2 separate regions of the Mus musculus genome follow, and region 2 is linked to region 1. The links are chromatin contacts, found by Hi-C or POLR2A ChIA-PET in ENCODE. All regions are on one chromosome and are shown on one strand. The core of a region is the stretch at or near the end of the contact, and the rest is flanking DNA. Distances in the headings are between cores, read along the strand shown. Region 1 holds the start of Bpgm (2,3-bisphosphoglycerate mutase). Region 2 holds the start of Wdr91 (WD repeat domain 91).

The links. A loop is a pair of places that touch in the nucleus more often than their neighbours do. ChIA-PET counts read pairs that join two places held with the same protein, here RNA polymerase II (POLR2A).
Region 2: a loop to region 1 is called in a map of heart, with 2.6 times the contacts of the local background. The contact joins the promoter of Wdr91 here to the promoter of Bpgm in region 1. A Hi-C loop is called at or near these places in 1 of 37 maps with a recorded cell type or tissue (heart). POLR2A ChIA-PET finds 5 or more read pairs at or near these places in 2 of 5 experiments (Patski and embryonic stem cell).

The regions. Positions count from the first base shown.
Region 1 is chr6:34,473,161-34,480,630 of GRCm38, reverse strand. Bpgm (2,3-bisphosphoglycerate mutase) reads right to left here and starts at 4,275. Exons shown (of 3, transcript NM_007563.5): 1 at 4,209-4,275.
Region 2 is chr6:34,907,054-34,914,523 of GRCm38, reverse strand. It overlaps Wdr91 (WD repeat domain 91), which reads left to right and starts at 3,693. Exons shown (of 15, transcript NM_001013366.1): 1 at 3,693-3,827; 2 at 4,984-5,163; 3 at 6,203-6,410. The coding sequence starts at 3,705.

The DNA.
Region 1 (7,470 bases), core at 3,026-5,525:
TTGATGGTGGCATCAAAATTAGAATCTCATATCATTTTCACATGATCTATTGTTATCAGTAGGCTAATTTCAACAATTTAAAATGAAAAAAATCCATTTATATCTTGTGGAATTTATATATATATATATATATATATATATCCAGAAGGCTCTGGTGTGCAAATCCCTGCTTAGCTAGACCCCATACATGGATGTGCTCCCAACATTATAAAATAGCCAGCTTATAAGTGAGACCTTGTCTCAAGGAAATGAAACAAAACAAAACAAACAAGCCAAACCACCAGTTTGTACCCTTAGCCAGAAAGAACTGCAAAGTGCCCTGGGGAATGGAATCCCATTCAGAGTTGTTTTATTCCTCACATAAGTCAGCATTGAGCACACTGAAGTCAGAGTACCCAGTCTGTGCTTAATTCAGTATTTAGGAACAGGTTCGAGGGGGGGAGTGGGGGGAGAACTATGGGGAAATGATTCACTTGTTAGCCTCCCACAAACATGGGCTCTCGTTTGACATACCCTCTTTGTAAATCATGTTGCAGTACACTAAACGTGAATGTAGATTTGCTCAGGAGCAGGACCTAACCAGTTGTCTTAGCAGTACAGGAAAAAAAAAAAAAATCAGGTAATTCAAAAGACCTTTTGCCAGTTATAACGAAGACCTTTCATTATATCTTGAAATTTCATCTCTATATTCCATATATTCTATATGTTGAAATTCCATCTAGATTATGACACCAAAGTTTTTTTCCCTATAAATGCCACCATGAAGCTGTGCTTCAAACTTCAATTCTCTTGACAAAGCAGAAACAGAAAGAGCTGACAGGCTGAGTGACAGGCACGTAAAACCCTCGGGTCTGCCCTTGGGTCTGCCGCATGGCCCACATTTGCATGTTATTTCCTCCATCTGTTTACAAATTAACAGCGATGGGACTTTGCTTCCTCCCTCCCTCGGCGTTTGAAAAGTTAAGTTCGCCTAAGACTCTTGTATCAGAACTCGGGGAAGAGACAGTTAAGTCACAGGGTAAAGAGAAGCCCAAACTTCTACTTCTCCCATTTTCAAACTAACCATAATATGTCAAGTAATATCAAATAAGGGACTTGGGGCCAGAATCTCTCAAATCTAGAACTTACTCTTAAGGATTAAACATTTAAAACCCATCTCAGAGTACTCTGAGATTTTCCTTGGTACAGATCCTCACTGTACAGTTCTCAGCAACCATTACTCCCCACTGTACGAGGCAGCTAGCCTTACGGAAGATGAGCTGGCTGTATTTGAGGACAAGGAGAAAGACTACTGATGCCTCTCATCAATTACAAAGGAAAGAGGCAAATGAAACCCAGCATTTAATTCCTTAGGGTTTCAAGTGTCTTAACAAGACACACCTTCCCCAGACTCAGGCTGTTTAAACATAAACTGAGTCCTGGCAGCACTTGAGATCCCACTATTACTTCCCTAAAAGTTGATGTGGTGATGTGGTAACTTTCCCACTTGTGTGTGAAGTGCTAAGAACACCCCTGCAGCAGACTCTGCCACTCACAGGCATCTCTCACAAAAACCTTACATCACACACACACACACACACACACACACACACACACACACAGGGTTACAAAAGCAGCAAATTACAGCAGGTAGAGCCCTCTTTACATGAAAGAGTTACACGTGTGTAGTCGTGAGATTTGACTTTGCCTGAGCCGAGGTACTTGCTACACCCTGCTAGCAATCAGCAGTGTGGGCACCGCCCACTCAAGAGTCTTCTTTTCTCTCCCCAGTTACTGCTCTAGGGTGGCAGGCTTGTCAATACAAACTGTGTCCATCAAATCCCAAAAGCTCACAAAAGCCTGCGCTGGAGCACTGTTTAGCAGCTGACTCACGGTTGGAGAATGAATACATTCAATTCTTTGAACACTAAGTTATAACAAAAGCATTACTCCCTTAGGAAATATAAAATTAATTGTGGTGAGGTACTCTAGCAAACAGAGGTAGAAAGGACTGGGATTTAGCTCACTCATGCAGATTGGTACAGACCACAGGCCTGTCAAAGTGATTCTACTGGGCTAATGGTATGGCTAGACATGAAATCGAGGAATAAAGTAACGTGAAGGGAAAGGTTAAACAGGAGACTTGAGCAGGAGAGAGCAAGCAGCAATCGAATGTGCGAGAAGGGGAAGGCGGAATGAATTATGCAGTCCTAGAAGCACACCAAATACTATTAGAGTGTGCAGTCCAAACACGTTAGTAAAGTCGATGTTACATTCACATTCTATAAAGTAGTTTATTGCCATGTCTTTCTAAATGGAAGGGTTTTGCTATTGATATCTTTGGATCCAGGCTCTGGCTATGTGGCCCAGGCTGGCCACGGTCTTGCAGCAATCCTCCAGCCTCAACCTCCTAAATCCTGGGATTACAGGAGCAAGGCACCATGCCCAGATGTCAATCCCTTCGCTCTCTTTCTCCAAACACCGCCTCACGCTTGGCTTCAATTCCAAGAACATCCGAGAAGCCACCAGTGCAAGCATGTTGCCCTCTGTTCTCTAGGCATGCAGAGTTAGATGCATGGATTATGAAGTTAGATGTACCAACCACTTCATAAAGTGAAACAACCCTATTAATCTCACAAACCATAAAAGGTGAAGAGGAAGAGAAACTTAACACAAAATAGCCAAACACTTAACAGTTGCCTCTGAGTAATGAGATTAAAGATGACAATTTTGGGGGGCTATACTAGATTTCTATACTCTCCTTTAAAAAAATATTTTTTTTACAATGATCTGGTTAGTTTGGTTCAGTTTAAATATGGGCACAAAAGAATATGTCCTTGAAGCCGGACACTTTTATTTGCTATAGACTTCATACAGAGGTCAATACAGTGAGAGTTTCCTTGTAGACATGATAGTGAAAAATTGTCTAATTATCTTTAATTTTACATAGCCTTTAATAAAGGCATGGGCCTTAGAAATGTAACTTCTGCCTTTTTAAACGATGTGGAAACTGGGCTGGAGAGATGGCTCAGTGGTCAGGAGCACTGGCTGCTCTTCCAGAGGAACTGGGTTCCCTTCCTAGCACCTGCAGGGGGGCTCATAGACATTTGCTCCAGTTCCGGGGGGGGGGGGGTGGTCCATGGACACTAGGCGTACACAGAGTACACATACATACATTCAGGCAAAAAAATCATACACATAAAACAGTCTTGAAAAAAATGTGAAAATTGGGCTGGAGAGATGGCTCAGAGGTTAGGAACACTGCCGGTTCTTCCAGAGGTCCTGAGTTAAATTCCCAGCAACCACATGGTGGCTCACAACCATCTGTAAAGTGATCAGATGTCCTCTTCTGGTGTGTCTGAATACAGCTACAATGTACTTATATACATAAAATAAACAATTCTTTTAAAAAAATGTGAAAATTCAGTTTTACAGACAAACTAACACGACTTTTATTATAGAAACGTTTGTACCTGCTGCTGAAATGTAACCATTTACTTTTTATTTCCTCCCGAAGGCGTCGGAATTCTGTTAGTTAATATTCTAGAACCATTTCCCCCATTCACGGGCTATAAACCCTTCCTAATTTGGGGGGGGGGGCTCCATCCTGCAAAGTCTAATAATAAACTTCATTACAATTTTGCATTTCTTTTGACTTACTGTAGTGAAATACTTGCTCCTACCCCTTAGCACAAAAAGAAATGACACTTTTTGGCCATGATAGTGGTGGTCGGGCGTGCACGCGTGTGTGCTGGGGAGGGGGTAGTGTTCCCCTGAACCCGGAATATGGTTCCTGAGACTCCTGAATATGCAACAACCTCTTTGCCTTCCATGATATTTCCCCCCTTAACTTACACTTTTAGGATCAAGGTCTGCCTTCGCCCTACACCTGCTTCCTTCCAGTGAATCCACTGGCTAAGACAAGTAGCCACACCTGAGCTATCCAGGAGGTAGAGTTTAACTTTGCTAAGCCACCATCACTACAGCTCTGGGTTCACACACCATCACTCCAGCCGACAGAACTCACTGTTCCTGAGAGATGCTCGCTGAGAAAGGGCCAGCTGAGAGCTGGGGTACTCGGGAGGGTCTCGCTTGAAGCGGGCATCAGGTTCCCACCAGATACTAAAGCCGGGCAAGGTAGCAACCGGCCTTCTCACGATAGAACAGCAAGCCACTCATGAAAGAAAAGAAATCCTCACAACTGTAACAATTACAACGAAGCCACTCACCTGCAAGGAAACTACCAGTAGCAGCCGGTCCTCGGTAACGCCGTGCTGCAGACGCCAGTGAGGATTCATCGCTACAGCCGGCATCAACGCTCTTTTGTAGCCTAGAAGCCAAAATGGTCAGAACCGATAGCGCTGGGTATTGGAAGACAGAGTTGTCACTCATTCACGGCCCCGCCCTCTGGCCAGCGACCAGCCGGAGGTTCTTTCCGGTTTCTCAAGTCCCTGGGGTAAGAAGGGAAGCTATGATTGGTTTAATGAGGAAACAGACGCACGGATAGACCAATAAGATGGTAGTTTCGGACATAGGCAGGCGGGCTTTAGTCGTAGAGACCCAAACCCCTGAGCATCGCCGGGGCAATGTTTGTGGGCTGCTAGCTTTGCCGTCCAGAGACCTGTTTGAAGTTCTCGAAATTGAAACACACCTGCTGTGAAAAGCGGGTCAGCAGATGAAGGGATACTTCTTCTAGTTAACGGAAAATTTCAGGTCCTACCTAGGCTGAACCCGGTAGATCCTCACGAAAGCTTGTTTGGCACGCCTGTGCGTCGAAAACAGAGATTAAAATGAAAACCTTTAAAGTGTCCTATTTACAGATAGTCGCTCATTCTTACTTTCTCCTAACATTATGAAGAGAAGAGAAGCGAATAATAGGATATCCTAAAAGTACAAGAAGGGCGAAGAGGTTAGAAAAGTAGAAAATGGTACACTACAGTTTCTGAAATTAAACCTATGAAAATGCCAGCTTGTCACTCGGGTCTGGTACCAGAGCTGGAAGCTACTAAGCAGGCTTGAACTACCACACAAGGTCTGAAACGTGTGTCAAAACGTGAATGAGAAAGATAAGAAATGTTATGTGTGCCTGAGCAGACGGGAAAATTCCCCTTCTTGGTTTCTGAAAGCTGTTCCACTTAGTGTCTTCTGAACTCACCTAGTTAATTCTATAAACAAGTCCAATAAGTTTGTGACCAGCTAATGGGTGCTCAGATCAGTTATTTAGGATGAAAATCTTGACACACCATGAACTGGTGTCATGATGGCCTGCTTGTAGCAAGCTGTATGTCCCATTTATGCATTTTAGCTCATGATAGTTGCAGCTACCCCTTTCTGAGAGAGCGTCTCTCAAGGACAGTGAGTTCTGTCGGCTGGAGTGATGGTGTGTGAACCCAGTGCTGTAGTGATGGTGGCTTAGCAAAGTTAAACTCTACCTCCTGGATGGCTCAGGTGTGGCTACTTGTCTTAGCCAGTGGATTCTCAGGTCAGAACAGCTGGAGAAGGAATCTGCCCAATCGTACACACCTGCCAACCTGTTCTTCCTCTTCTTCATGAGGGCAGATGGACCAGAAAACATTTCCGCTGCCCTGTAGTATCAAAGCTTTCTCCTCAGGAAGGGTAACGGCAGCCATGCAAAACCAATCCTAACAGCCATACAGCATTTGACATTTGAGGGTACTCTGAACCTTAGGATGCCTGCTCATTTGATTTACTTTGACCTTGTTAGGAATACTCAATAACACTAGCTTGGCATATAAAACTTTACAATACTTGTCTTTTAGAACTATTCACCAGGGTCACTAGTGTGTACATTGTTATTTTAAAAAAAAACAAAACATCTTTACCTATGATGCTCTTAGGTGGGATGTGAAAGCGAGTGTTGGGAGCAAGCCTGGTCTTTACGACACAGGTATTCACAGAAGTTAGCAATGGCAGGAGTCACTGTTGCATGGCAAGATTGTTCTTATGTTTATCTAGATCGCAATATCATATCCTGGACCCCATGTTCCGATCTGTCTGTGAGCTGTTTGCCTTGAGAACGTTGAAAGAGTGAACCTGTGCTCACAAAGATTATCATAAATCCATTTGAGGCAAAGATGACCTTCAAAAACATTAGACTACGCCTTACTTCACTGGGCCTTAGAAAGAACCCTACCTGGTTCCTTGCACAAACAATAGGGGATTGAAACAAAAACCCAAGGCTGCTAATTTATAGTTCTGGGGAAAGCCTTTTTTCTTACAACTGCCTCCACCTCCCACAAGCAATGTATTCCAGCTATGAGGAATTTAATTCTAAGGCTGAAGAGATGACCCAACAGTTATGATACTATGGTACCCCTAACAGAGCATCTGAGTTCAGTTTCTAGCACCCACATTTGATGTCTCACAATGTCTATAGCTCCAGCTCCAGGAGGTCAAGCGCCCTCTCCTGGACTCCATGAACACCTGCACTTGTATGTACACATCTATACACATAACTAAAAAACAATAAGAAAGCCAGACGCGGTGATCCATGCCTTTAATCCCAGCACTCAGGAGGCAGAGGAAGGAAGATTTCTGTGAGTTCAAGGCCAGCCTGGTCTTCATAAGGATTTCCAGGAATGCTAGGACTATACAGTGACACCTGTCTCAAAAAGAAAAGAAAAAAGGAAAGATAACAAGAATGAATATTTAAATTTTTTAAATGAGGAATTCCATTCTGATACAATATAGATATTATGAAAACAAGTTTCTTTGGGCTCATTACTTCAAATTTTGATGTAATCCCACTTTCAGTCAAATAAATGAAACAATAATAAATTATTTTAACCTTATTGTCTTTGTCTTTATTGTCTGCATATATTGAAAAGTCAGTATCCGCCCATGTTGTTCCTTGAGAATTGTTCCATTAATAACCTGAATAAAGTACATCTAATGGTAGCATACTTAACTGGTGAAAATAATTTCACATCGATGTGTACAGAGGCCATGGCCTTTTCCAAACAGGGCTGAATTGGTCCACAAAGCATAAAAACATTACTACTGACTTAGATGGTTCTACCTTTATCTAGTTTAGCAGAACCATTGTCTTTCTCCAGTAAATTACAGAGTTAGTCCATATCCCATGTACAGGACTGTCTGTTTATCTTAGTATCAGGGCACATCATCATGAGCTGGCTGTTTGCTGCTGGTAGTCTCCCCCAACTCCTTTCTTTTTCAAAGTCAAGTTAACCTAGTGCAATAAGCCCATGTCTGTCCTTCACCATTGACCTGAGTGCAGATTCCTCTTTCCTGAAACTAAAAAGTGTGTTCATTTCTATATACAGTTGGTACCCAAGCCTTGTCTGCCATCACATGCTGCCTCCAGTTTCTTAGCAGCCTCCTGGGAAGTCCCCCTGAACTTCCTTTAACTCTTCCAGGGAACCAGGCTGGTACTAGTAGGAAACCTTTGTGAATATGGCACAAGTTATCCTCCTTGCCTTCCACCAGCTTAGAGGAGTGACTTCCCATTTT
Region 2 (7,470 bases), core at 2,444-4,943, 430 kb before region 1:
TTAGAGACACCTATGGGATAGACATGTGGAAATGTCCTTGGGAAATCACGTAGGAGTTTAGGACAGAGGCCTGGCCTGGAAGGGATATTTCGTAGGCATCAGTATAAAGATGTTATCAGATGCATCTGTGGGAGTCAGGTACCAGGACTTTGTTCTGGGTCCCCATGTTGGCTGCTCAAACCTCCTTGGTTGGGTTTCCATTTGAGACTGTATCTCTCTGTTTCCTCAGTTTTTCTCCAAGAATGGGCTTGCCTGAAGGTGGCTGGCCCTAATTGATATTGCCCGCAGTAAATGTTTATTGCGTATGGGCTATGAGCCAAATGTTATTTTGCGCTCTAAAGATATCATAATAAATAAGACAGATGATAATCTCTCCTCCCATCTATCAAGCGTATGTTTTAATGGAAGGAGAGACAGACAAGTCATTAATTGCATTAATTGATGAAATTTTTTTTTTTTTGAGACAGGGTTTCTCTGTGTAGCCCTGACTGCCTGGGACTCACTTTGTAGACCAGGCTTGGCCTCGAACTCAGAAATTCGCCTGCCTCTGCCTCACAAGTGCTGGAATTAAAGGCGTGCACCACCACACCCGGCTGTTCAATGCTATTTTGAGGGCAGTCAGAGAAGCCTCTCTAAGAAGCTGACTACTCTGGTCTGAATGTTGTAAGCTGAAACCCAATCCCCAGTGTGTTGGGAGATGAGGCTCCCCCACCACGCCCCTGCCACGTCCCCGCGTGAGACAGGGTTTCTCTGTGTAACCCTGGCTGTTCTGGAACTCACTCTGTAGACCAGGCCGGCCTTGAACTCAGAAATCCGCCTGCCTCTGCCTCCCAAGTGCTGGGATTGAAGGTGTGCACTGCCACCACTTGCCTGGCTTGGAAGGTGAGGCTTTTAAGAATCTCCTGGTGTGACTGCCCTGGTGTAGGAAGGAATGTATATCCTAAAGAGGGACACTCCTGTGTGTCTCTTCCTTTGCTATCAGACTACTGACACAATGGTTCCCAGGGAATTGGTATTTCCCTGGCAACCTCGTGCTGCGGGGAGGTTGGGATCTGGTGTCAGCCATAAGAGGAAGTTCTCTCCTGGGAAGAGAGTTCACTAATTTCTGACAACTTAGAACACTTGCAGGAAAAGGCTGGAGTTGAGGCAGTGAGGGCCAATGATGTCCTGGACCACGATTGACCGGGAGGTGCTTACTTAGGCACACATCTTGCCGTCTACTTAAACCTTAACCTCATGTCAAGAGAGCAGATCTGTGGGCCACTGGGTCTTTAGAAAAATTCATTCCTCTTTTCAAGATGGCTACGCTGAACAAATCTCCTTTCTCTGCTTATTAATTATTATTATTATACCATAGAGGATGGAACTTAGCTCAACAGAGCTGCGGGGGGGGGGGGGACGGGGGACGGGGGACCGGGGACGGGGGACGGGGGACGGGGGGGGGGGGGGACACGGACCCGGTCTTTGATCCTAAAATCTGTGCTACAGCCGAGCCTGTATTTTTAACTTTCTGGGCACCAGAACTATGAGAACTAAGTCCTTTCAAAGCCACCCAGTTCGTGACACTTTGTTAGGAAAGCAGACAAAAACTGAGACATGACATCTGAACAAACGCTGGAGGGAGAAAAGGCAGCTAATGTGAGTGCCTGAAGACATTTCAGATTGAACAAGGGGTGTATGAGAGGGCACAGAGAGACTGCTTCTCATTCATTATATAATATAAATATGTAAAAAATATATTTTATATTTATACAATATATAAGTAAAAATTTATATTTAACTATTATATAAATATATATTATACCTTGTATAATATATTATATATTGCATAATATATAATATATGTATGTATTATATATAAATAATATATTATATAAAATGTATTTATATTATATATAAATATAATAAAAATCAATGTACTATACATTCTATATAAATAATTTTATATATTTATATGTTTATATATATAATACAATCTTGAGGCTGGAGAGATGGCACAGTAGTTAAGACTGCTTGCTCCATAATCATGAAGATCAGAGTTTGGGCCCTAGCACCCATGTATAAAGCTGGATGTCCCTATAAACAAGCATAACCTCAGCTCTGAGGCGGGCAGACATAAGGGACTGTGGAGGCTTGCTGGCCTCCAGCCTAGCCGTGAAAATGAGAGCCCCAGTTCCAGGGAGAGACCCTGTTTCTAAAGGAAAAAGTGGAGAAAGACACCCAGTACTCTCTTTGGGCCCCCACAAGGGCATAGATACCCACACCCATGTGTGTATGTGTGTGTGTGTGTGTGTATGTATGTGTGTGTGTATACACATAAATAATTTGATCTTTTTGATGCCTTTTTTTTTTTTTTTTTGGTGTTTTTGAGACAGGGTTTCTCTGTGTAGTCCTGGCTGTCCTGGAACTCACTTTGTAGACCAGGCTGGCCTCGAACTCAGAAATCCGCCTGCCTCTGCCTCCCGAGTGTTGGGATTAAAGGCGTGCACCACCATGCCCGGCTTTTTTTTTTTTTTTTTAATTAAGAATGGCTGGCCTTGAACTCACAGAGACCTGCCTAGCTCTGTCTCCAGAGTATACACCACCACGCCTGGTCTTCATGCACTATCTTATCAAATCGTCATTATGACTGTGCCTGGTGGACATTATCAGTGCTCTCTCAAAGATGAAGAAATAAGGCAAAATGTGTATGTATGCCTTGTAAAAACTTCAAATAATTTTCTAAACAAGAAAAAGAAAGAAGGCAAAAGGAACTGGAAGTCCTTCAGAGAATAAAATATAGGTTGTTTTACAATTTTCCTGAGTTTAAAAACTGTTCACAAAACCACAATTAATTGAAAAAACTAACAAGAAACTGGGACCATAGGTCACACCCTTCTGAAACTTGCCTTTTTTAAAATTTCTCTAAGTGGTACATCTTGGTTGGTATAGTTTACCCTTCTTACTCAGGAACTCAGGGCTAGACAGGACTGGTGGTGGGGATTTTTTTTTTATTGCAAGTTCAAGATCTGTGTGGTCAATTTAGTGAGACTGTGACAAAACCCAAAAGCAGCTCAGCGGTAGGGTGCTTGCCTAGCGTGTGTGAGGCCCTGGCCAAAAAAGAAGGAAAAGAAAAGAAAAGAAAAGAAAAGAAAAGAAAAGAAAAGAAAAGAAAGGAAAGGAAAGGAAAGGAAAGGAAAGGAAAGGAAAAGAAAAGAAAAGAAAAGAAAAGAAAAGAAAAGAAAAGAAAAGAAAAGAGGTCCAAGCTGGACTTTTATGAGTTGACTTCACACTGGCCACTTTACCTGTTGGGGCTCGAGTTTTCTCCTTTTGTAAGAGGAGGATAGAGGACAAAAGATTCTGCAGTGTCATGCCAATAAGCTGGGAACATCACTCCCTCCCCGCCCTGTGAATATGTGGAAGGTTCGCAAGGTCCAGCTTTACTTTACTTGGATCGAGGCATCAGTGTTAGCAACTCAGGACACACTCTGTATCACCAGAAAACTTCAGCAAGCCGAGACGCCCGGGAGCTGGCTGAGAGTAGGGAGGGGCGGGGCTACAGGGGGAGATGGGCGGGGCGCCTGCGGGGCGGGGCGGAGCGCAAGGTTGGTAGGTTGGGCGTGGCGTGACGTACGAGGCGCCCGAGATAGGCTCCGCCCCGTCGCTCCAAGCCCCGCCCCTCCGCCCTGAGCGGCTCGGGTCTTTTGCAGCGCGCGCGCGCAGCGATGGCGGAGGCGGTGGAGCGCACAGACGAGCTGGTCCGGGAGTACCTGCTCTTCCGTGGCTTCACGCACACACTGCGGCAGCTGGATGCGGAGATCAAGGCGGACAAAGAGAAGGGGTTCCGGGTGAGGGGTCGGCAGGGGCGGCGGAGGCGGCTCGGGGGGCGGGCCTCCTGCTCCAACCCTGCCCTCCGGGGCGAGGGCGGCGCTGTCACTGCATGGTAGGGGACTGAAGGCGTCTCCGGTCTGGCCCTCGCTTGACATAGGAGGAACTGAGGGCCGGAGATGGTCGTGACATGCCCGAAGTTGCTCAGTGAGTGAGTCAGGAGCATCGGGACTCAGGTCCCTGGTTCCCGGTACAGGGCTTCACTCCATGCCAGCCTCTCAGCAGGTGCTAGCCAATGGCTGGCCGGCGTGGTTACAACACTTTAAGAGCCATGGTTGAGCGCAAGTCTGAATTTTGATGGAAGAAGCGGGAGCAAAGGGGGCTGCGCCCAGAAGACTGGGTTCAGGTCTGGGAGGTAGATTGTAAGAATGGCATCAGGGAATCATTGGAAGATTCCCTTCTGCTTTGAAGCACAAAGTTCTCTGATACTAGTTTCCACTGAGAGGCGCTTGGGATTTCTTTGCTTATGATTTGTATGTTTGCACGTACAGAGTTAAATTGGTCTTGGGCAGATGGATTGAGGGAGGTGGTGAGCTAGTTGTTGGCGCATCAGAAGGAAGTTAGGATATTGGTTTCTACCTTTCGAGTTTATTGGTTGCTTGGTGGCAAAGCAAAGCATTTCCCTACTCCAGACAGCAGTGGTATTCAAAACACTGTCATGGTGTGATTGTCTTTGACTGAAGGCAGCAGCCACTGAGGCTCAGGTGGGACTCTGATGACCCGCAGGGAGCCAGTAATCACTGTGTCTCTTGGAATTCAGAAACTGTGGAGCTGGGACGAGGACCCTGGCAATTGTCTCTGGCTCATTGGCTCTTACTTATTTTTACAGTGTGAGGCAATCAAGACTGCTGTTGAAGTGACATTGCCAAGTTGGTCAAGGAGACTCAACACCTGGAGCCAAAGCTCTTGCTTTCTGGAATTTCCGAGCTTGCCAGAGCACCAAGTCCTGTATCTAGCATGAGAAAATAACTTGAAAGCTAGTATGCTAACATATCTTGGGGATTTTATAGATTGCCAACTGGACTATATGTTTTTACATCTGGGAGCCATAGGAAGAAGATGAAACTATACGATGTATAGTGAGGTGAGAATTTCCTTCTGTCTGTCTCCCCTCAGGTGGACAAGATTGTGGACCAGCTGCAACAGTTGATGCAGGTTTACGACTTGGCTGCCCTTCGGGATTATTGGAGCTACCTGGAACGCAGGCTCTTCAGCCGCTTGGAGGATATCTATCGACCTACCATCAACAAACTGAAAACCAGCCTGTTCCGCTTTTATCTTGTCTACACAATCCAGGTACTTCTTGCTTTTGACTGTTTCCCCATCCCCAGTGTCTTATGATCTGTAGAGATCATCTGATTGGTTTTCCCCAGTTCTATGTCCTTTTGGTTTTAAGCATGTAAACTTGTGTGGCATTTTAAGGACTATAAACGTTATATATATTTTATATATAAACTATATACAAAGCTGGAGCTGGCAGTGGTGGTGCACTTCTCCCTTCTTTCCCAGCACTCAGGAGGCAGGGGTAGGTGAATCTCTGAGTTTGAGGCCAGTCTCTGCTGCAGAGTGAATTCTAGGATAGCCAGGGCTGCACAGAGAAACCCTGTCTCTAAAAGCAAAACAAAATGTAGCTGATTTGGGGCACTAATTTAGATTATTTGAGCATCACCTAGGGATTGTTTTCAGTATGGCACTTGTCAAGAGAACCTCAGTTGACTTTTGATTTTGAAATTGGTTGAGTCTCATGTGTCCTGGGCTGGCCTCTAACTTGATATGTGTTGAGGATGACCTTGAACTTCTGATCTTCCTGCTTCAGTATTTCAAGTGCTAGGTAGACAGGTGTGCCGCGTGCCTGGTTTTAGCTGGTGCTGGGGATTGAACCTAGGACTCTGTGCATTCCAGATGAATGATCTACAACTGAGCTATCCCCCAGCCCCAGAACTGCAGTATAAATCAGCTTTGAAATGAGAAAAGGCCGGGCAGGGGTGGCACATGCCTTTAATCCCAGCACTTGGGAGGCAGAGACAGGCAGATTTCTGAGTTCGAGGCCAGCCTGGTCTACAGAGTGAGTTCCAGGACAGTCAGGGCCACACAGAGAAATCCTGTCTTGAAAAAAAAAAACCAAAAAACAAACAAAAAAAACCAAAAAACAAAAAAAAAAGAAAGAAAGGAAGGAAGGAGAAAAAGGTGATGATTTTCTTTATATATAGATACTGTTTTACTGGCCTGACAGGAGGTATGCGAAGGCTGCTGCTCTGCAACAGTGAAGAACCTGACTACCTGACTCGGGGGCTTGTCTTTCTCCTCCCTTGCAACTTTCTTTGTATCTTGGCAGACAAACCGAAATGACAAGGCACAGGAGTTCTTTGCAAAGCAGGCCACGGAGCTCCAGAACCAGGCTGAGTGGAAGGATTGGTTTGTCCTGCCCTTCTTGCCGTCCCCAGACACCAACCCCACCTTTGCTACCTACTTTTCTCGACAATGGGCCGACACATTCATTATTTCTCTGCACAACTTCCTGAGCGTCCTCTTTCAGTGCATGCATATCCTTTCTGCTGCGTGTGGCAGTGTCCGTAGTCTGAGGGACCCAGGCACGGAGGTCAGGGGTCACTGCTCATGGGACACCCGTTTCTTTCACAAAATACCCAAAGATCCCTCTCAGGTGTCATGTGAGCGGCTTGACAAATTGCGGGTTATTTTTGTCACGAGTCCAGGGAGTCATAGTTCTTAGTTCTGCATCTGACAGTAATAGCTGATATGCGTGGACAGGGAAGTTGGCAGCTTCTGGGTGCTGGTACCGGCTCAGCCAGGCAGCTCAAGGGTTAGGAGCAGCCGGGCATGGTGCATGTTTCTGGGTGTGGAGGGGTGCTGTTGCTTGCTTTTGCTCGGGTTTGGCGGCAGATGAAAACAGTTTGGGGGCTGGCGCTTGTGTTTGGATTACCTTCTGGGACGGTGACATCAGTGTGGCTCCACTTGCCAGAGTATAGAGTAGCTTTAGGAATATATTTTCAGGTGTTTGAGAGAGAGTGGGAGGGAGAGAAAACATCACTGTAATTCACTGCCTACAACTATGTTGTTGAAGGCCCAGGATCTGATGTGAGAATATGGCTGCCTGGTGAGGGACTGATAAATTTGGGTGTGGTGGAGGCCCAGCCACTGCAGCTGTGTTGACCTCTGGGAGGGACATCTTCTGATGGAGGTTCCTGCCTTTGCTCCCCCCCCTCCTTCCTGTTGTGGATAAGTGTGAATCAGCCTTTCTCTTCTCCTCCTTCCTCTTCTTCCTGAGGACTTTCCAAAGAACTTAGCGTGACCACGTTAGTCCTCCAGGGAAGCTGGAACCTGTTGTTCATTATCTTTTCAGTGCAAAACAGGTCATGACCCTGCAAACTAGGTCATGCACATTGGAGCTGCAGTTTGCCTCCTACCCACTCTGTGCTTCCAACAGAACTCTGGGCAGCAGCTGGGGAGGACCAGTACCCTAAGCTGGAGTATAGATGGTCATGGGGTGGTGTGTGGCTGTGCAGTCTGTAGAGTGGTTTAACCATTTACATGTTTGCCATGGAGAGAGACAGCCTGGAGAAAGGAAAGGCCTCGTGGTGGATT